Linked DNA regions of Homo sapiens: all the other regions are linked to region 3. The links are chromatin loops, found by intact Hi-C in ENCODE. Cell type or tissue: MCF 10A. All regions are shown on one strand.

Evidence for each region. Peaks named below come from ENCODE experiments on the same cell type or tissue, not always from the same donor. Only the 100,000 strongest peaks of a DNase experiment are listed, where the experiment ranks them.
Region 1: a loop joins it to region 3, with 13 times the contacts of the local background. A loop is called at or near these places in 7 of 110 quality-filtered maps.
Region 2: a loop joins it to region 3, with 18 times the contacts of the local background. A loop is called at or near these places in 8 of 110 quality-filtered maps.

Annotation. Positions count from the first base shown.
Region 1 is chr4:89,657,669-89,665,668 of GRCh38, forward strand. No RefSeq gene overlaps it. Among named protein-coding and RNA genes, the nearest start is that of SNCA-AS1, 170 kb to the right of the region's middle. In MCF 10A, a CTCF peak has its summit at 466 (motif pointing right); a DNase peak (open chromatin) is centred at 4,013.
Region 2 is chr4:89,866,113-89,874,112 of GRCh38, forward strand. No RefSeq gene overlaps it. Among named protein-coding and RNA genes, the nearest start is that of MMRN1, 25 kb to the right of the region's middle. In MCF 10A, a CTCF peak has its summit at 3,090 (motif pointing left); no DNase peak of the experiment used is centred here.
Region 3 is chr4:89,481,910-89,489,909 of GRCh38, forward strand. LOC105377328 (a long non-coding RNA gene) reads right to left here and starts at 3,650. Exons shown (of 4, transcript XR_938981.2): 1 at 3,441-3,650. RefSeq lists an enhancer at 7,668-8,000. In MCF 10A, CTCF peaks have their summits at 573 (motif pointing right) and 4,299 (motif pointing right); a DNase peak (open chromatin) is centred at 542.

The DNA.
Region 1 (8,000 bases), 180 kb after region 3:
TACTGACAAATATACCAAGCAACTAACAGCCCCACCATTCTCCTAGGAGGAACAAGTCATTAATGATGGTGGCAGTAAAGATTCTATGTCCTGCTACCTTATTTTGTTAGAAGCTAAAGTATTTCTTCTTATGTTGCAATAATATAAAAGACTATTTGGTGCCTTTAATTTATTACATTTCAATACAAAATTTTTCTACTAAAAAAAATACTTTAAAAAAAAGTTGGAGAAAGCTAATGAGCTTCAAGTCCTGGAGTTCTCAGTCACTGATAAAGATAATACCATTATTGAATTGAAACAGCTGTGTGATTTAGATCAGGGGTCAGCTTTTAGCTCTTCACTCAGCTCTCATATGAGGGTGAAAAGAAGAGAATGGAATTAGGCGTGATGTGAGTTCCCACCAACACAAATTTTGCTTGATTCTGTCCTTTTAACGACAATTGAACCAGTAGATGGCACTATGTATTTCAGTGAAAACAGTAGACTTTCAGTGCCATAGAAATAAGCAATTAATTGCTGAATGTGAAAATGAGTGAAATGCTTCACATCTGATTGTGAGTTTCCCCCAGTTGATTTGTATTCAAATACCTTAAAGGAACATACAGTCAACACAGATTTCCTTATTTAAGAATGAAGAAGCATACTTGCTTCTGGGACTTTGTGTATGTTTTTAAAATAATGATGTACAGAAAGACAATACATTTAAAAATGTTAATTTGAGTGTTCTGTTCTTAGCATTGCAAATCTAAAGTACATGTATATACATGTATTTGTGTACAATATAGTTTTAAATATAATTAAGTCACTTTTATATAAATAGAAAATTGTTTTCCAAATGCATCAGCCAAGACAACCATTTTTGGAAACAAGACAAAGATCTTTGCAGACCAGAAATGGAACTGAAACAGTGCTAAATGAGACAGAACATTCAGCTTGCCAGGATGTGGGGCCAGAAGTGAGCCTTTGCCACCAAAAAATGTTGATCCTATGGGATGATGGAAACTAAATCCATCTCCGGTGGGATAGGGGACAGAGCCCTCTTCACTGTTTAACACCAAAGTCTTTCATTTAGGGGGAAGAAAACTCTGGAAAGGTCCCTGCTGCACTGGCTGGAGGAGGAGGAAGTAGGCGGAAGCTTCTCAGTTACCACCTGAGTGAAACTGCCTACTAGTTCAATGACTAGTCTGAGATATTGTTAACATCAGTCACTGAGGCACGGGAACTCAAAATCACCAGTTCTGCACTGGTTCCTAGGCAGAAGTAACTGTAAAACTTCTGCTGGAGACTGGAGGGATGAAATTGAAATGGAAACTTCCAGTCAATATTAGCCTGCAAACCAATATTCCTGACCATATGAGGAAAATTTAAGAAAGACAGCTAACACTAAACAATTAATAAAACATTCTATTTTAGCTTTAAAAGAGAGGAACAGAATTCAAAATTTTAATAATTATTTTCCGGATTTGATTAAGTATATAAGTCTTAATTTTGGCAATTCATTTTGAGGGCTAAGAAGGAAAAATAAAAATAAGTCTACCAGACACATCCTACTGAAACTTCAGAATATCAAAAATAAAGAAAAAAAAAAGACACCCTTAAATCTATCAGAGGAGAAAGATTTCCACAAAACAACCGTAATTAAACTAACGGTAGTCTTCTCAGGTATAACCAAGTGTGCCCCCAAACAATGATAATTTACCTTTAAAGTGCTGAGGGATGCCAGTTGTCCACCCAGGATTCTATTACACTGTATAGAGTATGCATAATTATGCTGTAAATAAGTAATTATATTTTAAGCAGGAGGGAAAGGAAAATATATTTTCAGATACACGGAAACTAAAAGAGTTTACTAACCATGCTTTTCCAGAAAGAATGACCAAAAGATGTATTATAGCAAGAAGATGAAACCTAGAGAAAAATAATAGGAAGCATGAAAAAATAGTGAATATAAAAACTGGTAAAATATGTTGGCAAATTTAATTAACTACTGATGACAAAATAAAAGATTTAGAGCTACAAAAGGTGAAACTGAAATACATGTCAATAAAAACAGATTCGTTTGGGCAGAATGGGGATTGGGGTGGTAAAGCCAAGATCCTTGCCTGCTCTGGGAGGAAGATAGGTGTAAGGAATATGTATTACAAAGTATATATCCATTTAAGGAGTGAAGAATAAAGAGGGAAAGTAGAGAAACTTTTGAAATGCATAGGAAGAAAAGTTGAAAAATGAATGGAAAGAACCCACTCAGAACAGTGACTGCCTCTAAGGACGGAGGGAAAATCACAACGCAGGGAGTGAGAGGGAGGCTTCAAGTTATGTCTTTAACTTTTACACATTAAAAGACAAAATGATACAAATTCAATATGCCAGAATGTTAATATTTGTTTGTTGAATGTGGGTAGAAGTTATATAGGCGTTCTTTATCCTATTTGCCATACTTTTCAGGTTGACTGAAGCATTGCGAAATGTAAAATAAATGCCAAGGGGGGAAAAAAAGGAAAAAAATCATCTCAATGTAAATTAATCTATTCTTCCACTTTCTTAGGCCCTGCTGCTGAAGTTTGAGATATAAAATATGTACCTAGAGCTAATATAATGGAGATCCCTGAAAAAGTTTTCCTAAAAAAATAAAAATTAAAAAAAACACACACACAATGAAATAAAAATGAGAGGTAAAATCTGCTCAATTCCTTGTGTATATTGTCAGTTTGTTTTACCTTTGAAATCCTTAGTTCCATGTTCATTTTACACTTGTTTCAACTGATTCCAGCTAATTAAGCAGATTATCTTGGGGACTGTGCTACACACACAAGTTTATCTGCCTGTGTAAGTGCAACTTGAGGACCTTTCTGCAGTGCTAAATTTGCCTTAGGAAAAAATACTGGAAGAATTGTAATTCTGTATTTGTGTGTATGTGTTTCTATAAACCACAAAATCTAATCGGACTATTTGTGGCATTTGCAAAAACACCTACGTCAGCAGTATTACTAGTGAAGACAAGTTAGCCTTCTCTCAAATTTAAGGCTTACATGATACACATGACTAGTTTAGAACATAGCAAATTTAAACCTGGGCACACTAAAAGACATTAGGGGTGACTCTTAGGTAACAGATTTTATCCCAGTACCATACACCCTCTAGTTCCGATATGAATGAGATTTTTAGAATTTCAGCTTGAGTAAAACCAATCAATAATTCTGCCATGGAGGGAAAAACTACCTTGTTTATTTTCAGAGGCAGCCACAAATTATGCTTGGACCCTAGACAAAGTGAAAAAATAACATAAAAGCTTCTAATGCCAATATGGTTTGAAAGGCCTTATGGGAAAAAATTAACTAGGATAAATAAATAAATTTTAAAAAATCAGTGGCCTGACTCAAAATGACAGATTGAGCAATGCACATTCATTCACTTTTCTGCCAGCCAATTCTACTGATGTAACAGAAAGAAAATATAATTATAGGGAATAAACCTGAAAAACAAGGATGTTTTTCAACGCTAGGCTAGAAATTGTGAAAAATTCTAGAAGCTAGAAAGTAGACAGGATCAAATGGTAAAAAAACAAAACAAAACAAAACAAAAAAAACAAGGACAGAGAAAGCTACAGCCAGAATGTACGCAGTGACAAGGTATTGGATGGGAAAGGGCAGCTTATTTCCCAGAGAAATTCCATGTTCAGAATAAACAAAAACATAAAGCAGGAAGGACGTCTAGAACAACAACCAGGATTATTCAGCAAAGGCTGCTATCAACACAGTCCTCCAATTTAAAGGGTTTACATTGTGTTAAATAGGATTTATAAAATAGGAGTTATAATTAGACATGTCCTAGATAACTTTTAGAAACCTAATGTGTTAGTTTCCTAGAACTATCATAACAAATTACCATGAACTGAGCAGCTTGAGATAACAAATTTATTCTCTAACAGTTCAGAAGGAAAGAAGTCTGAAATCAAGGTGCTGATTCACTACTGCTGCTCCCTCGGAAAGCTTTAGGGTAGGATCCTTCTTTGCCCTTTCCTTCTGGTGGTTAACCAGAAATTCTTGGCATTCCTTGACCTGCAGACACATCACTCCAATCTCTGCCTCTGTCATAACATGACATTTTCCCTGTGTGTGCCTATATTCAAAATTCCCTTTTCTTAGGATTCCAGTCATTGGATTAGGTTCTGCCCTAATTCAGTATGACCTTCTCTTAATATGATTATATCTGCAAAAACTTTTTTTTTTTCCACAGAGGGTCACATTTGCAGGTGCTAGAGATTAGGACTTGAGCCTATTTTAGGAGAAAAGTTCAACTCCTAACACCTAAGAATAAAAAAGCTCCAAAATCTTTCAGAATGACCATCACTACCAACAAAAATATAGGTTACCTGTAAAGAAACAAAAATTAAATTTGCAATAGCCTTCTCATCAACAACACAGCATAGGAGAATAAAATGGAGTCAGGTCTTCAAAGTATTGACAAGATATAGCTTTAAGCTAAAATACTATACCAAAAACAAAAACAAAAATTATTACTCAAGTTGAGGACAAAATGCATACTTTTTTTTTTGGTATGTATATCATCTAAAAGTTAGCCCGTTGGACAAATTGCCATTTCTTTGTGGACCCAATCGCCATTTCCCATCTTTTTTCCCCATATTGCCCATGTATAATTCCAGCCAATGATAAGTGGAATTTTGCCATAAGGATTATGGGAAAGTTTCTGATCTACTGATACATATGCTACTCTTCTTTTTCTCATTTTTCCAACTAGAAAGCTTGCCTAAGATCTATAATGGTATCTCTTCTGCAACTATCAGGAGAAGAAAATTGTAGACATAGTGGCCTGATATGTAGCCCTGAACCAAGTATAGCAGCCATCTACATCTAGTCTTCTAGTTACAAGAACCAAATACATTCCTATATCTAATTTACTGCTATAAGGGTATCTTAGTTGTAGGTAAAGATGTCCCTAATTAATACATTACCATTAGATCCTTTTTGAAATTACTATTTTAGAATTTACTCCCCAAAAGGAAAAGAGAATCTAAGAGAAGGATAAAATGGAAGGCAAAAAATAGTGATGAGCAAGAAATCAGTAAATGTATAGTTAACATTATGCAAGTGTTGATTGAATTATGAACAAATTAGTAACAATTTTGAATTCAAATCCAAGACACTTTCAAATATGTGAGGTGGCAATTTGGGAGAGTAGCAAAGTACAAATGGCATAAGGCTTTTGTTGTATTTGGAGGATTAATATTAATTGTTGTTATGTAGAATAAAATACAAGTTTAATTTTTTATTAAAAATTAATATGATCACTAAAAGAATAAGAAATGGATTTAAGTTCTAAAACAATAGAGAGAAAAGCACAATAAGTAAAAAATTATTCCAACGAAGGTAGAAAAAGTAGAACAGGAAAACAAAATCATGCTGAATTAAAAAATATAAAAGTGCAGAAAAAATTTGAAACATTATCACTTCCCATAATAAATGTTTGGCAAGTTACTCAATTTTTTGAAGAAGGGTTAATCACACTTGGTAGTGTATGAAATACACAGCTGCAAGCTATTTGCAGGAGCATAATAATATGACTTTATTACAAATGTAGCATTTTTTGGTGGTTACTTGAGAATATTGTGCTACAGTCCTTGAGTTTTAGAGGAGTGGTCAGGATGAGTCTGAAGGGGGACTTACTGAAGGGCCAAGAATTGGGGGGTCCCTGGAGTGGAGGCAGGGGACAGGATCAAAGGGCTGCCGGGAAATGTTGGTGAGTTTTCATGGTTTCCCTCTCCTTGGTATGTTGGGCAGATCAGATAGACCAAGTCAGCTGGAATCTCATTTAATTTATGTAGAAATCCTACAGGCAAGGGAAAAGATTTCTGCCTTTAGTCATCCTGGGGTCTTCCTTTAATAATGAATTTTCTTGGAGATTAGATTTGAAATATTAATAAGCTCATTCTGCTTGAGGATCTTAAAGAAGCTTTTTAGTTATTCTACCCCCTATTGTATAATGTGATTTTCTTAGCCTTTTTCTACTTTCAGGACAAGAGCCAGACACAATCGTGCGACGGGAAAAGTTTGTTTTTGGGTGTCCTTTCCAAATTCATGTGACTTACTTTCTCACACCTACTCCACCAAATGCCTGGAATATGCATGCTGCCTCAGTCCAATGTACATAGCCTCCTGTCATCATGGTTGTTGTCCCTTGTCCATTCCCTAGCTAATCACTTCAGGGAATAATCTTTGCAGGTGTTGGAGGATGCTAAAAGTCAATGTACCATGCCTAGCAGAGCTGTTACATTTTAGCTAAAGATACCTGAAGACTGAGAAACCTTCTAATGTATAAATGAACCTTTGAAAGTAGAATTTCAGGTACCTGGGCTGGCTATGGCAGAAATTTTTAAGCTTGAAAAAAATTTTGTGTGTGTGATTTTTTTGTTGTTGTTTATTTGTTTAATCTACAGAACAGAGAGAACTGGGCCAGCATTGCTTTACAGGCCATATGGTAACCAATACTATTTTGATCTGCATTACAGAGTTTTGAAAAGATGTATTTCCTCAGGATATTCTCCTAATCCTAGTACAAAACAGTGCTGTAAAGCTGCACACTTCATCTGTGCATAAGGCTTACCCCAGCTACTGGCATCAGATATACAATGCAAACAATGCCAACAAATGGATTTTACCATTCTCTACCTTTAGGTCAAGAGAAGCCATATATTCCTCCATTATAGTTTTCAGGAGAGACACAAGAATACAATTCAACAGACTGTACAGTTTTCCTTCGTTATGTTGGAATAGTTTTCCTTCATTTTGAGAGGAAGTCCAGAAAGGTGATGGCTGTGATAACTCACCTGGTGAATTAAAATAGCCACCTGTTTCAAAAAATAAAAAGCAATCTCAGAGGATCAGAAAGAAATATAACAATTATAGCCAAGATTGATATTTATAGTAATTACATTCTTATTTGAATAATCCCTTTTTGTCATTCTTCAAAGCACAGTACATTCTATTTTTTTCATGACACATTTCTATCCAACTGCCTCCTTTAAACATGCCCAAACTAGCTTCTGATGACTTCACCATTGCTAACAATTTAAAGATAATTCCCTGTTTGACATGATTTTTACCAAAACAGTAATTCCTGAACAATGAATGGTATCTAGTTTAATATCAATCATTAATTGTTGAAAAAATTTCTTCCAACAAAATTTAAGCCAAACCAACTAGTTAGTGATCTTCTATCATGCATTCACATTGGGATAACAAAATATAAAATGAAAGAAACCAGTAGTTCCTGCATGTCTACTATGGTTCTAATATTTAAACATAAACAACCTCACTTGAAGTCAGAGAAGCCAGCTTCCCAAAGTTACATAGATATATAACTTTGAAGTATTAGATTCACGGTTTGACTTCAAATCTGGGCAATTTGAAGACAGAAAAAAAACCAGCAAAGCATGCTGCCTCCAGCTGTAGAAAGATCTGTCAAAGTGTAAAACGCTAGGGGTAAGACTAAAGAGCAAAGAGAATGCCTCAACAATCCAAACTATTTCAGACGATGGACAGAAGAAAGAAAATATTCCAATTGTCAATAATTCTGTGACAGGAACTGTAGTGGATCTTGCCCTTCTGGAAGTGGGGAGCAGAGGCAGGGACTTCCTATGGATCCAGATCCTGAGGGCCCAAAGTATGAAGTCTGTAGCTGGAAGAATAGATTCAGTGTTGGGACAAGAGGTGCTCTTGACATTGAAGATAAGCCAGGAGTGAGAAATACTGTCACCAAGTCTCTGGGATGCCCCTTGCCAGCACTACCCCATGATGGCAATGCCAAACTTAAGATTGTATCTCCTCTCCAGCATCACAAGTAATCAGTAAGATTGGTTCTTTGGACATAGGAAGAGTAGCAACCTCTTGCTGGAGTAGTAGGAGAGGCCTGTGTCTGAGCACAGCATGTGAATGGTATAGATCATCTAGCCATGCCATATGCATGGAGAAAATAGATATCTA
Region 2 (8,000 bases), 380 kb after region 3:
GAGAATGATGGTTTCCAGCTTCATCCATGTCCCTGCAAAGGACACGAACTCATCCTTTTTTATGGCTGCATAGTATTCCATGGTGAATATGAGCCACATTTTCTTTATCCAGTCTAATATTGATGGTCATTTGGGTTGGTTCCAAGTCTTTGCTTTTGTGAATAGTGCCACAATAAACATAGGTGTGCATGTGTCTTTATAGTAGCATGATTTATAATCCTTTTGGTATATACCCAGTAATGGGATGGCTGGGTCAAATGTTATTTCTGATTCAAGATCCTTGAGGAATTGCCACACTGTCTTCCACAATGGTTGAATTAATTTACACTCCCACCAACAGTGTAAAAGCATTCCTATTTCTCCACATCCACTCCAGCATCTGTTGTTTCCTGATTTTTTTTTATTGTTTTGAGACAGAGTCTCGCTCTGTTGCCCCAGCTGTAGTGCAGTGGCATGATCTCTGCTCACTGCAAGCTCCGCCTCCCAGGTTCACGTCATTCTGTTGCCTCAGTTTCCCGAGTAGCTGGGACTACAGGTGCCTGCCACCACGCCTGGCTAATTTTTTTGTATTTTTTTTTTTTAGTAGAGATGGAGTTTCACCGTACTAGCCAGGATGGTCTTGATCTCCTGACCTCGTGATCCGCCCACCTCGGCCTCCCAAAGTGCTGGGATTACAGACGTGAGCCACCGCGCCAGGCCATTTCCTGACTTTTTAATGATTGCCATTCTAACTGGCGTGAGATGGTATCTCATTGTGGTTTTGATTTGCATTTCTCTAATGACCAGTGATGATGAGCTTTTTTTCATATGTTTGTTGGGTGCACAAATGTCTGCTATTGAGAAATGTCTGTTCATATCCTTCGTCCACTTTTGGATGGGGTTATTTTTTCTTGTAAATTTGTTTAAGTTCTTTGTAGATTCTGGATATTAGCTCTTTGTCAGATGAATAGATTGCAAAAATTTTCTCCCATTCTGTAGGTTGCCTATTCACTCTGATGATAGTTTCTTTTGCTGTGCAGAAACTCTTCAGTTTAATTAGAGCTCATTTGTCAAATTTGGCCATTGCTTTTGATGTTTTAGTCATGAAGGCTTTGCCCATGCCTATGTCCTGAATGGTATTGCCTAGGTTTTCTTCTAAGGTTATTATGGTTTTAGGTCTTATGTTTAAGTCTTTAATCCGTCTTGAGTTAATTTTTGTATAAGGCGTAAGGAAGAGGTCCAGTTTCAGTTTTGTGCATATGGCTAGCCAGTTTTCCCAACACCATTTATTAAATAGGGAATCCTTTCCCCATTGCCTGTTTTTGTCAGGTTTGTCAAAGATCAGATGGTTGTGGATGTATGGTCTTATTTCTGAGGCATCTGTTCTGTTCCATTGGTCTATATATTTGTTTTGGTACCAGTACCATGCTGTTTTGGTTACTGTAGCCTTGTAGTATAGTCTGAAGTCAGGTAGTGTGGTGCCTCCAGCTTTGCTCTTTTTGCTTAGGATTGTCTTGGCTATGTGGGCTCTTTTTTGGTTCCATATGAAATTTAAAGCAGTTTACAAAAAAACTCATAATGTTTTAAGAAAGTTTACAAATTTATGTTGGGCCACATTCAACCTACTGTGGGTTGGACAAGCTTGCCTTAGACACTCCTTAGTTTTATATTGGTTTGTTTTTGAGAACATCATGACATCCGAAGGTAATTAATGAAACCCTAGAGTTTTGCACAACCAAGAATGGAAAGTGACTACTACTTAAGGCTTTTGTTTTTCAGTCTTGGGAAAATAGAGTTAAACTTACTCTCACTGTTACTAAATTAAAAGAGCAATTGTATATTGCTCATAGTACCCTCAAAATAATTGAATAATCCATTTATCTAAGTTCAGAAGAGAAATAAAAATAGCGAACATATAAACTGAAGTAGGGGGCTCTTCCAAGCTACACATAAAGAGATATCCTAAAGTGGAAAAAATATTAAGTGAGATTAAAATGAGTTAGTTATATTCCATATCTATTTTGTCAAGCAAAATAAGAATTTGAAAGGATTGATGTAGGAAAAATGGAAAAGGATAAATTATTAATACTTTGCTAAGTAAGGAGAACAAAGGTATGTGATAAATTACTCTTGAGTGATAAAGAAGACATTAGAGAGAAAAAGTTTGAATTTTTTTTAAAGAAAAAAGATATAAAGAAGAGAAATGGGATAATGAGAGATCAAGAATATTTTAGGCTAAATTTCTAGAAGGTTGTTCTAAGAAAGAATACTTGATACAACAGACTGGTATTTCACTAGGATTGCTGAGAGTAGGATATAAGAGAACACATAGATAAATAAATGGTTGAAATTGGCAACTTTACCTCCAGCCTTACTTGGCAGTTATGGAGTGAACCAGAATAGGGGAGTCATGGAGATAAAGTTGCTGACTGTAGGCACTCCTGCCAAAGAACTCATGCCCATAGCAAAATTCTACAATAAATGAGTCTGCTTTTCCTATACCAGACTGGGGCATTTATTTTCTGTGAGAACAAAACCATTTTTAAAAATCATTCTTCCTTCTCAGCTCTGTCTCCAAATGTCCTACCCTGACTATAGTTCTTGAGGGAAAGAAAAAAAACCAAATTGATCATTTTATTATTTGACCTGATTTGCATTTTAAGTTCTATGTGACTGTCAGATATTGGGCTTCCCAGAGGCTACTCAGTTCTAGTGTAGTCCAGGTCAGCCTCTTCCCTCACAGAACATCCTTATCTCTACTGATGCTCAGAAGAGAATATCCTAGTTGTAAAGTGGAGAATTCAGTTGCTATTGGTGTAAATCAATTATGAGCATTGATTTCATTTGTTTTGATGTTAATACTTCTAAAATTTGATCAAACAGCTTTTTAACTACCATCAAGTGTTAATTTTGAAAAAGCAGTATTTTATTCAAGATCCTACAAATATTGTTCTTCAAGATTGAATGCCAGTAAAGGCTGTAATTCTATAATTTGATCTACTTGTGTTTCTGAAGCTAAGACAGTTATTATGACTTTCTTTAATTTTAAAAAAGGGAGAAAAATAGAAAAAATTTTTAGTAAATCTAGAATTTGATAGTGCCATCTGTTGTTTAGAAACAAAATTGCATGCCCTTAAAAGCTACAATTTCTTTCTCTACTAATTTTCAAGAAAAGGTTAAGACTAATTTTGTCCATGTTCTCAATTTATTCAAGAGAAAAAGTTACAAAGCTTTGTTCATGCTGTATTTCCACATACAAAGGCGTTTGTCATCTCTTTTATACTGATTAACATGTAGAATCTTGAAATTGTTATAAATATGACGTATTTGCCTAAAAATTAGCAACTATTAAAAATATGCCTAGTTCAGATTATGCTTTAAAATAATAAGTAAAATAATAGATATCAGAGATAAAGATACTTTCAGTTTTGAAAGATAATGCACCTTAATTTACATTCCATTGTTAAGATAAGAGTGGCTTTTAGTTCCAAATAATGAAGATAATTCTAGATTCACTAAAAAAATTTTCCTATTCTTCTTTCTTTTTTAATTAAAAAAAGTCATTCTTAGCCTCAGAAACACAAGTAGATTAAATTCAACTATGAGTAAACATGTGACTATGGCAACACATAAATATATATCTTACACTTGGAGGAATAAAATTAATATTTCAAAATATTTAACTTATGATAATGTGAATTTTATAATTTCTTCTCTTTAAATACACCTAATGTTTCAAATGTTTTATGTAATTAATCTTACAGATACAGGGAAAAGTAAAAGAATACCTTTATTAAGAAGAAGCAAGCCACACCCCCATCGCACGCCCTGGCAAGGGGGACAAGGGAACATTTCCCATTACATTTACAAGGAAAAAAGATAGTTCAAATTACACATGATTGGTTTTTGTGATCAATTTACTACTAAAAATTTTAAGTGTTTACTTCAGTGTTTAAAAAAACAATTCTATAATAGGCTTTGTAATTTCAAAGAAATATGTTGAACTTTATTTTATTTTTTTCATAATAAGCTAATATATTGCATATACACATTATTTATTGCTTCATCTCTGTCACTGTTTCTCCACAGTTTGTCAAACAGATTTGTTGGTATAATAAAATTGTTAACACACTAACAGATAAAAGGAAATTCAGGAAAGTTCTGAACAATTTAAGTTTGCAATGTTACAGAAGGATCCTTAGCCTGGGTTACATTTCAGACCACTTTCTTAATGCTGTTGTTCACAGAAGTAGTTTAACATTTCATAGTAGCTTATTTCAACTTAGTTTGAGGCAGTGTTTTCCAATGTTATTAAATTTACACGTGAAATTGTAAACTCCTTTTTAGAATTAGATTGTCCTCTGTAGTCATTCTAAGGGTAATTTTAAATTGTATGCTTTTGTAAAGTTCTTATACTTTACAATAAGTAGTATAATATTACTCGAAGGTAAGCAGTAATAAGTTAAAGATGGACACTATAAACCCTACAGAAACTAAAATGAGTCTATAAAGAGTTATAGCTAATAAGCCAACAAAGGAGAATCATAAGTAGTATCATAAAATATACTCTATTAATGCAAAAGAAGGTAGGAAAAGAAAAAAAGAGGAGAGGCAAAGAACGGTTAGGACAAATATAAGACAACAAGACAGGAGGCTTAAATTCAACATGTAACAATCACACTAAATGTAAAAGTCTAAACACTGCAATTAAAAAGCACGCAATATCAGGTTAGATAAAACAGTAAAACCCAACTACGTGCTGTCTACGGTAAATCCAATTTAAATATAAAAACATAATTAGGTTACAAGTAAAGAGATGGAATAAGATATTCTATGCGAACATTTATCATAGAAAGGTGGAATGGACATATTAAATATAAGACAATGCAGATTTCATATCAAAGACTATTACCAGTGATACAGAAGATGATTTCATAATGATAAAGTGTTCAATTAATGAAGAGGACATAATAATCTAAAATGTTTATGCACTGTATCAGTTTTGTTTTGTTGCATAACCAATTACCAGAAGCTTAATGTCTTTAGAAGACACCCATTTATCAGCTCACAGTTCTGTGGCTCAGAAGCCTCAACATAACATTTTCGATTCAGTTTCAAAAGGTAAAATCAATGTGGCAGCTAGACTGTATTCTAGTCTGGATTTCAGGAGCCTCTTCCAAGCCCGCATGCTGTGACAGAATTCAATTTCTTGCAGTTATAGAACTGAGGTCTCCATTCCTTCACTGGTTGTTAGCTGAAGGTCACTCAGCTCCTAGAGGTCAACTCTATTTTGCCACATGGCCCCCTCTGTTTTCAAAGCCAGGAACAAGGAATCCTTCTCACATGGAATTCTTCTAATACTTTGAATGTCTTTCACCAGAACCTTTGTCCCTTTTAAGGACTAACCTGATTAGGCCAGGTTCACTGAGGATAATCTCCAAGGATTATACAGGGCATGCACATCAGGGAGCAAGATCTTGGGGACCACCTTAGAATTCTGCCTATTCCAGGTATCTAATAACATGAAAATACAAGAAGCCAATACTAACAGAACTACGAAGAGTAATAGACAAATGTATGATTATAGTTACAGATTTCAACACACCTTAACAATATATGAAATAAGTGGACAGAAATTCAGTAAGGATATAAAAGACTTAAATAACACTATCAATCAACTTGATCTAATTGATATTTTTAGAACACTACACCTGATGTCAGCAGAATAAACAGTATTTTCAAATGTGTATTGGACATCTTACAAGATAGACCATATCCTGCACCAAAAAACAAGGCTCAAAAAATATTTTTAAATTCAACTCATACAATACATGTTCTCTGAACACAATGGAATTAAATTATAAATCTTATTTCATAGGATCATGTTGGTAGCCCACCAAAGTAGCCACAGAGGGAATATTTATACAGTGGAAATTGATCAGAACTGGTAAGTGATACACATCAGGCCTTCCCTCTCTCTGGCTATTTGTCACCTACGACAGGTTGCTAAAATTTTTCGAAGACATCATTGACGTTACTTACTAAGGAACTTTGTCTCAGCATCTAGGGATCATGAGTGGAGCCCCTTCAGTTTATATCTAACAAAACATAGGCCCAGTAACTTACCCCAAACACACTGCCAACTAGTCAAAAAGCAGTTTAGAAAACCAAAACAAGAGAGCTTTTTAAGTGACTAGTTATCTTCATTTAATATTTTTTTATTGTTGCTTCTTCTCTTTCCCTTCTATATCCCTTTTTTATTAAACATCTCTTACTAAGGAACTTTGTCTCTGTTTGATATTTATTGAAAGAGGTGCCTAAATAGATGAAGCAAAATTATAGGTGATGAAAATCTTGTCTCAGCATCTAGGTGTAAGACAACCCAAGCATACATTTAGGTGCACAATTTTGGAAAACAGTAAGACATTAAAAAATAAGGCTATTTCAGTCAGAGTTTAGGTCTATAAAATGCAAGATTACACATTTATACATTTTAAAAACAGAATAAGTATTCTGATTTCAGGTTTTAGAAATCAGGCTGGTCTCGAACTCATGAGCTCAAGTGATCTGCCTGCCTCGGCCTTTAAAGGAATTAATTTCTTAAACATAGAGTTTTGTTATAAAATTATAATTGACTTAAACATTAACACTATACATACTTCAGAACCTCACCGCCACTTCATCCTTTCTATCCATTTTCTAGCGCTTATTTGTCTAAAGTTCACCACCTCACCTGGTATATTCCAACATGGTCTCATCTTTCATCATATTCCCATTAAAACGTTCATCATTTCTTGATTGTCACAGAATCAACTATCTAAACTTTCATCATGAAGTATAAGAAAATAAAAGTTTAATTTTCCAAAAGGCTTATTTTAAAGCAGAACTTGTGAATCTAAATGAAATTTTAGGGTGTGAGAAGTTCTCTGAGATATTTTTGAACGAGGGAATATTTCTGCACTTTTTGGCCTATATGGGCTGTGAGTCACATTTGCAATGTTGCCTTTCTTCCCTCAATACCTTTTTTTCATTCTTTAAACCTTTGCCTAGTAACCACAAGCAGAAATATAGCTACTCTCTCATCTTTCAGAATCTGTCCTATTACTTTATTCAGCAAGTACTAGAAATATTGCTGTTACTAGAGCAGAAGTAAAATTCTGCCTTAACAGAGTTTACATTCTACTGAGGAGGGGGGCAAATAATATACACAATTAAAAGTAAATTGTGGCTGGGCGCAGTGGTTCATGCCTATAATCCCAGCACTTTGGGAGGCCGAGGCGGGCAGATCACTTGAGCTCATGAGTTCCAGACCAGCCTGAAATTAGCCAGGCATGGTGGTACACACCTGTTGTCCCAGCTATTGGGGAGGCTGAGGTGGGAGTATGGCTTAAGCCCGGGAGGCAGTTTGCAGTGAGCCAAGACAGCATCACTGCACTCCAGCCTGGGCGATAGAGCCAGACTTTGTGTCAAAAAAAAAAAAAAAAAGTAAATTGTGTAGTGTATTAGGCAATAATAAGCACTATATGAAAAATAAAGCAAGGAAACATATACAGAACATTAGGGGAGGGTGGTGGGTATTACTGTGTAAATAAAATAATCAGGGAAAAGCTCAATGAGGTAACAAATAAAGAAAGACTTGAAGGGGTGAGGGAGCAAGCCCTCTGGAAGAGCCCTGTGAAACCTGGGCAAGAGTGTTTCTGAGAGAAGAAACGGCCTCTGCAAGGGTCCTTAGGAAAGAGCCTCCAAAGCAGCCAGTGTGGAAGCCAAATGGATGGCATTTTCAAAACGACTGTCATATTTATTTTTTATGCATTTCCAAGCAATCAATTTTTCATAGATTTTGCCTATTTACTCAGTTCTCCATTTTAAAAATTTAGAAAAAAAGAAAATAATAAATTCCCATATACCCAATACCCAAATGAAAGTATCACAATTTTGACAAAATTGTGTTTTTAAATCTTTTTTCCTTTTGCTGAAGTATTTTAAAGAAATTCTATATCACTGGATTTCTGTTCTTCAGC
Region 3 (8,000 bases):
ACCCTGAAACTTAAAAGTTGAAAAAAAAAAATAAGGCAAGAATGGAGAGACAAGGGAATATAAAATAGGCAAGAAAAATAGAAAGCACTGAATAAGATGATAAATTTAAATGAAAATATATCATCCCTTACGTTAAATCAAATGATTTCAGAAAGGCATTTAAATTTAAAAATGTAAAAATAATAAAATTATATTTTAAAAATATACTTTTCAAGAAAATTCCAGTGACATGGTATTAGAGAAAGATATCACTAAAAAATTTTATTTTAGAACATGGATATGTACCAAGAATATTTATTCTGCTTATATTATCTTTTAAGGTTCAGAAAATGAAATGAATACAAAGAAGTTTTAAATATTTTGTTTCAGTTGTACAGATCTGTATTTTTCTTTTTAGAAAAAAATTAACTTTTTTTTGAGGAGCACTATGTAAAAAAATTTTTTTTTTTTTTTACATCAGGACTCTCAAAGCTGTCCTGATTGGTCAACAAATGACATGGCCACTCTTTTAAATCATCTCACTTAGATGCAGCCAGCTCTGTCAGTAGATGGCAGTCCTGACAATGTGATCTAAGGGAGAGTGAAGCAGGTGGGAACACCAGTTCAAAGCAAGTGGACCAAGCTGAAATTATGGAGAGAACTGTGATTTATTCATGGTCATTTTACCTACTTACTGTAGACTTGTGCAGAGCCCAAATTAAGCTGGTTGATTCATGCAAACATTTTAATAATTAGTTCTAGAAATGTGAAAAATCTTTATAATTCCTTTTATTAGTTGAAATTGTCCTATTTTCCTTGAGACCACGAACTAAAAAGAACATATGGTGACTTAATTTTACAATAAGCTGAGATTAGTAGAAGAATAGTGATAGATGATTTTAAAAATTTATAAACTCATAGACTGAAACCTCAAGATTGTGTTTGTTTGACCTAGTGTTTAAAACCCAAAACTTGATATAGTGGAAAAATGGTTAGTTATTGCTAGAATTAGGATGAAAATTAAATTCTAGGCAGAATCTCAAGTAGCATGTATATTTATGATTTGCAGTTGAATTATCAACTGAATTTAATTAGCTGTGAATATTTTGGGGCCTATATATTAGGCATTTCAAAACTGTTGTTTCTGTATTTTGTTGACAGGTCACAGAAAGGATTATTTCACACTTTAAGAGAAAGTGACTCAGGGTTGTTGGAAGGTGGGTAAGAGTGACTAAGTCTGGGTGAAGTTTCCTCCTGCCTCTTTGCCTTTTCCTATGCTATTATTTTCCCACCTTCCATAGTCCGGGGAGATGACCGATGGATTCCCAGGATACTCCTTTACTTACTACAAGTGATCAAGGAAATTCAAGGACTGAATATGATAAAATATATTTGGGGAGGAAATGTAAAGTATTTTAAAATTGACAGTAAGTATAAGAAGTAATTTCTGAGGGCAAAATGGTGGTTGTCTAACAGGGGTGCCTGGTCCCCGGGCCATGGACTGGTACCAGTTTGCGGACTGTTACGAACTGGGCGGCACAGCAGGAGGCAAGAGGCAGGTGAGTGAGCATTCCCACCTGAGCTCCCCCTCTTGTCAGATCAGCCTTGGCATTCGATTCTCATAGAAGAGTGAACCCTATTATGAACTGCGCAGGCAAGGGATCTAGGTGGTGCATTCCTTATGAGAACCTAATGTCTGATAATCTGAGATGGAACAGTTTCATCCCCAAACCAACCCTGCTGGCCTGTGGAAAAATTGTCTCCCATGAAACCAGTCCCTGGTGCCAAAAAGGTTGGGGACCACTGGTCTGTAATTTGTAATATTGAGAGAAATTGGGGAAAACAAAGATTTTTCAGAATCCAAAGTGTAAACTGATCTAGTGTAAAAGATTTATAGCAAATAACAGACCCAAAAGCCTTAGTTTAAGGCCAGTAAGAAATCAAAATCATAAGAAGAATGAGGCTAGGGTAAACCCAACCCAGGAAAATAGCTCTGAGTAGACGCTAAAAGGAATTTGACTTGAGAGGCAGATATGGAAACACTTCTCTACCATGATCTAAGGATCTGAAATGAGCAACTCAATTTTCCTGGTGAAAATATTCAAACTCCATCGTTTGCAATTCAGTTCCCTTTATGAGATGGCCCAACCTCTGTTTGTTTCCTAGTCACTTCTTTCATAGCCAGTGTGTATCCAATGAGTAGACCTATGGGCCACTCTTGTCTGTGCTTTCCTGCTGCCATGGTGACATGAGTTTTGAATTTCTCTTTACCTAGATTACCTACACCTCCACTTTGAAAATAAACACACTGCTCATATTTGACCAAATGGATCAGTTTGTCCATAAAATTTCCTCTGATTCCCTCAGCTGGAAGTACTCTTTCTTTCTAAATCCTAAATTCATGCTAAGTACCTCATCTGGTCGCTTAACGCATTCTGTTTTGGTTTCAACTGTTGATGCATTCTTTTACTACGCTGTAAACCCTTAAGAGATAACATATATTTTATTGTTCATAGGCAAGCCAACCTTGCTGATAAATATTCACAGAATAATTAAGATTACCATATATAATTATTATCACATAATTGTTAAATTAAATATGTAATTACTAAATCACATAATTATAAAGATAATCATGTATGTATATATGTATTTATTGACATGGGTTAATCCTTTCAAGCAGGTTATTGGGTCTCAGGGTCATTTAAATAAAAGGATATTGAGGACTGAAAAGGAAGTCACAATAGGAAGGGAATTGCTTAATAGTTCAACCTGTTCATGTAACATTGCACGAGACTCTAGTTTTGTTTATTTCAACCATATATGTTTTTTCTCCTACCATGAACTTTGAAATGGCTGTCTGTCTACTAGATTACAATGCATAAGAAGAATAAGATTAGAAGAATAAGCATTTTTGTTTGTTTGTTTGAACTTGAATTTTAGGTTCAGAGATACATGTGCAGGTTTGTTATATAGGTATGTTGTGTGTCATGGGGTTTTGGTGTAAGATTATGTTTTCACCCAGGTAATAGGTTGAGTACCCAATAGGTAGTTTTTTGACCCTCTCCCTCCTCCCATCCTCCATCCTCGAGCAGGCCCTAGTGTCCATGGTTTCCTTTTTCTGTGTCCATGTGTTCTCAATGTTTAGCTCCCACTTATGAGAACATGTGATATTTGGTTTTCTGTTCCTGTGTTAGTTCACTTAGGATAATGGCCTCTGGCTCCATCCATGATGCTGTAAAGGACATAAACTCATTCTTTTTATGGCTGCATAGTATTCCATTGTGTATATGTGCTACATTTTCTTTATCCAGTCTACCATGGATGGTCTTTTAGGTTGATTCCATGTCTTTGCTATTCCTATCAAACTACCAATGACGTTCTTCACAGAATTAGAAAAAACTATGTTTGTTTTTTAAGAACTGGAGAACCATAGTCAACTGGGGGAAATATCTTCTCACCTGTTAACAGGAGTGGGTGAGACTAGGCTGTTTTATAGAACTTGAGATCTTCCTATTTTGAACTTTTCTTTGGGAGCTGGATGATTTTATCACCTTAATTGGTAAATGTGTCTTGCAGAATACCTGCAAATAATGAATACTCAATTAAAAAGTGGTTTACTTTGTTGTTGATTTACCATATGCCTCAGAGATTTTCCTAGTTATAATCAAGAGCTATGAAGTATGTAAGTGTTTTTCAAACCATCACTTGTGGAACAGAGCCAAAGGATTGAGATGGAGTGTAATTAGGAGTGTGTATAAATGATGCCTATTTTCTGGTGCATACTAGATAATTGTGCTTATTTTTTATAGCTAGAACAGCGACTAGAAAGTAAAGTTGACAACCTATTAGGAGCTTTAATTGCCTTTAAAATTCAAGTTCTACTGTAAATATTACTATTATAATATTGATAATATTTTAATCAGCCTTCAGATGTAGCTGTTTTTAAATACAAGAGAATGTACTTAAATATCCACCTTAATGTCATTCCTAATATTAGACCAGAGTTTTAGCAAAGTTATTAAGTTGAAATACAATCTTTAAACTATTTGCCAGAACATTAAGTTAGAATTTGCCAGTTCAGGTCAATATTTCTATGACACAATGCATATGGAAATTATTTAAATATCTTTACTTTTTAAAATGAGGACTATTTATATTGAGGAGAAATATCAAAAAAGTTATAGCATTGTGAATACAAAAAGAAGAAGAAGAAGAAGAAGAAGAAGAAGAAGAAGAAGAAGAAGAAATAACAGCTAGATACACTCTAAGCAGCTCAACTATCATTCCTAGAATGACTCCACAGCATTTTCCCCTTTGTACAGTAGATGTCACCAAAAGTTAAAGATGCCTGAGTAATAGATGCTCTTGGTACAAAGGAGAAATGTTTAACTATTATTTGAATCTAACGGTGAAAAATGCTAGAGGGCAAAACGTGCTTTTTCATAAGCATGTCACACTGATGCCTTTATCTATCACATGCAATGTTTCTTCCCATTGGACATATTCAACCCTCCTGAAAAGACAATGTATTTTATTTGTTTTTACGCTCTGTCTTTTTCTTTCAACCTTGGAATTCCATTTATGTTTTTTATATGCGGTCTGCAGGCTCTAAGAATTAAAAATATATCATTCATTAAAGGTAAATCAGCTAATTTCTATACACGTCTGAGATTCTCAGGTAAAAGGTGTTATGTGAGATGCATGCCTAATTGCAATATGTTCCAAATGATTGTATTTTTCTTTTAAACAGGGGCAGAAGACTCTCCATATACTATCATTAATGCCAACATCATTATATTAGAATATTATATCTGACAGTCAATTAAGGGTTGCTGGGAGCTGCCTTTCTCCAGTAGGAAGCACAGAAAAGGGAAAAGGGCCTTCTAGCACTTTCTCAACTTACTGAAGGCTGACTGATTCCAACCTTACACTGATAGTTTGATCCCAGGACAACAGGTGCAAAATATCTCAACCCCTGGGGCTAAGATAAGAAAGCTCAGGGGTGAGAGGATCCTATCTCCCCAACCTCTGCAACCACATACATTGAAGAATTCAAATTCAGTTGCCACAGCCCTAGGCCTCCTAGAAAAATTGAACTATCAACTAATTAGGGAGATCTAGGGGGCTCCCATAATGGGCCCACTCAGAAGACTTTTCAGATCACAGTCACTTCTCCACCAGTTCAGGGTCCCAAATGTTCTAATACAGACATCATCAGCTCAAATGCCTCTGGGATCCAGGCAAGTAACATAAATGTCTGAATTGGTCTAGACGGCTAACCCCACCATAAGGTATTTCAGTTCAAACTTTATCAAAGCTATTTCCACACAAACAAAAATCTGTAAGCCAGATTTCCCCCAGGCCCTTAGCTTTTGACCCCTGCTCTAATTGAATCAGGGTTTTAAGAAAGCAGCCAGGCCAGGGAGGTGGCTCATGCCTGTAATCCCAGCACTTTGGGAGGCCGAGGCGGGCGGATCACGAGGTCAGAAGATGGAGACCATCCTGGCTAATATGGTGAAACCCCGTCTCTACTAAAAATACAAAAAAATTAGTCGGATGTGGTGGTGGGCGCCTGTAGTCCCAGCTACTCGGGAGGCTGAGGCAGGAGAATAGCATAAACCTGGGAGAAGGCAGAGCTTGCAGGGAGCCGAGATTGCGCCACTGCACTGGAGCCTGGACGACGGAGTGGGACTCCCTTTCAAAAAAAAAAAAGCAGCCAAAGCATTTTGCGGGCAGACTGAGCTTGCATTCTAACGAAATTCCTGTGACAATTTTTTCATATAACCATATAGGTAAATTATAAAGAAGAGGAGAGTTCTCGTATCGATTTTTTCATATAACCATATAGGCAAATTATATACGAGAGGAGAGTTCTCGTATCAGTTTTACTTTCTCTTCACTAAGAACTTCGAGATGGTTTCTACTTAGAACAGCTGGGGTTCCATCTGGGTTGCCTTCGGCCTGGTGCCAGACCTTACTTAGTTCCTAGTTCTGAAATCCAAAACGTTATCAATTAGTTCAGTAAAACGTCCTGTCAAACGTTGTCTGTCTGAGTTAACTGCACTAGTGAAATATTTTATTGAATATTCTTTAGAGCACATTTATAATTGAAAAATGTTGTTTTTGGAAAAACAGTACAATGCAAATTCAGCTAGAATAGCTTATATTTCACTATTTTGAAATCACTGAATTCCAATAAAAGCTTGAGCAAGCTTTTAATCTACTGTCCTTCCCTGTAAATAAGCTACAATAAAAATGTGGCAAAAAATTAGACATAGCATTCACGATATTTCCACTCAAAACTTTTTCCACATTCTTTTCTATTCTTGGTAGCTATGTAAAGTTTTTGACAGTTATTTGCACTTAATGTTTATCAAATGTTGCTACAGAAGTCTCATAAATAACAATTTAGTTATTGCCCAATAATACTTCATCGAATTGATAGGCCAGAATTTAATTAATCATTTCTTATTGCCAAGTAGCTAGGTTTTTTTCCGTTATAAGTAAATCTGCAATGAATAGAAATATATTAGTTCTTTTAGATAATCTTTAGGAAAATTCCCTAGAGTGAGATTACTGCATTGAAGGAGACTTTTATGTAATTTTTGGAACCCAGAATAAAAATGGTTTCTAAAATGATATCAATGTACATATACACATTACCATAAATTATTTTATTATACACATTTATTATACACATTAGCATAAATTATTACCTTATTTTACACTGTGTATATTTATTAGGTATGTTTTCCAAATTTTAATGAAAATTTTATTTACTTTTTCAATTTTTTGTTTACTAATTTTTCCTTATATGTGCTTGCATTTTATCCTTTCATGTTTTTTTCTGAAAATATTTTATTAGCCTTTTACCTTTTATTTTGGTTACGATATATTTCATTACAAAGAAACAATGGTTATATGTAGGAAAATCTGTTTTTTTTTTTCTTTATGGCATCTTTCCCCTCTTTTATCAAGATTTTTAATGAGACCAGTTTCCCGCAAGGTTTTCTGTTAATTAGTTTATATAATTCTTCCTGGCAGCCAAGCTGTGGGTAACTTCCGTATTTAGTTATTAATCTACTAGCATTGTAGGGAGGGCATATGATAAAAATTACCATTAATAATTCTCATTAACTTTGAAACATTTGCTACACTATACTGTTTAGTGTCTTAACAAATTTTGAGAGTAACTAAAAATAAGAATTTGTTAATAATTGAAAACAGTAAAATTCAACACAGTGCTACTCAGCTCTTGAATTTTAGACTATGTTTTTTCTCTGGAACTTAGTATTTACATACCAAGGGACCAATTCTTTTTAAACATTTTTCTCCCAAAATGACAAAATCAATCATTACTTTATAGAACATACAGCTTGTCTTAACCAAACAACTAATTTTCAATACTAGTTTCTAATTGGTTGTTTAAAATGTTAACATTTAGTTTCAAGTTAATTTGCTCTTTTTTCAAAAGACCAGCGGAAGCCACATGATTTATGAGTTTGTTTGTATAGATATTGTAGGAAAACAGTGGGTTCCTGTGACACGACCAGGAAAGATTAGGCTCGCAGACACTTTGAAGGGTGAGGGGGAACGAAATGTATTGGGCGAAAAGGAAAAAAAACTCAGCAAAGCGATAGGAGTTCCTGTTAACAGGCCTCCATCTCACAGACTGAATCCCAGGTCACCACCCCGGAACAGGAGAGCCTAGGCCAGGCTTCTCCTCCCTGCAAACAGTGGAACTTCCCGATGCCCCACCGCGGCCTCTCAGTGCACAGCTTCTCTTTCCGTCTTCAGAAAGAATAAGGGGTGGTGTGGGAGGGGGTGTGGTGGCGGGGTGGGGAGGGTGTTAGTGGGGGTGGGGGGGTTGCAGGGCGGTGGGGAAAGGGCGGGCTTCATCCGGGACTGGCAGTTCAGTTTTTCAGTCCTCAGGCTGTTTTAGGCTTGAAGGCAGGGTTTAACCTGGGGGGATGGGGGTCGGGGTGAGAGGTGACAGCATGCTGGCAGTCCTCACAGCC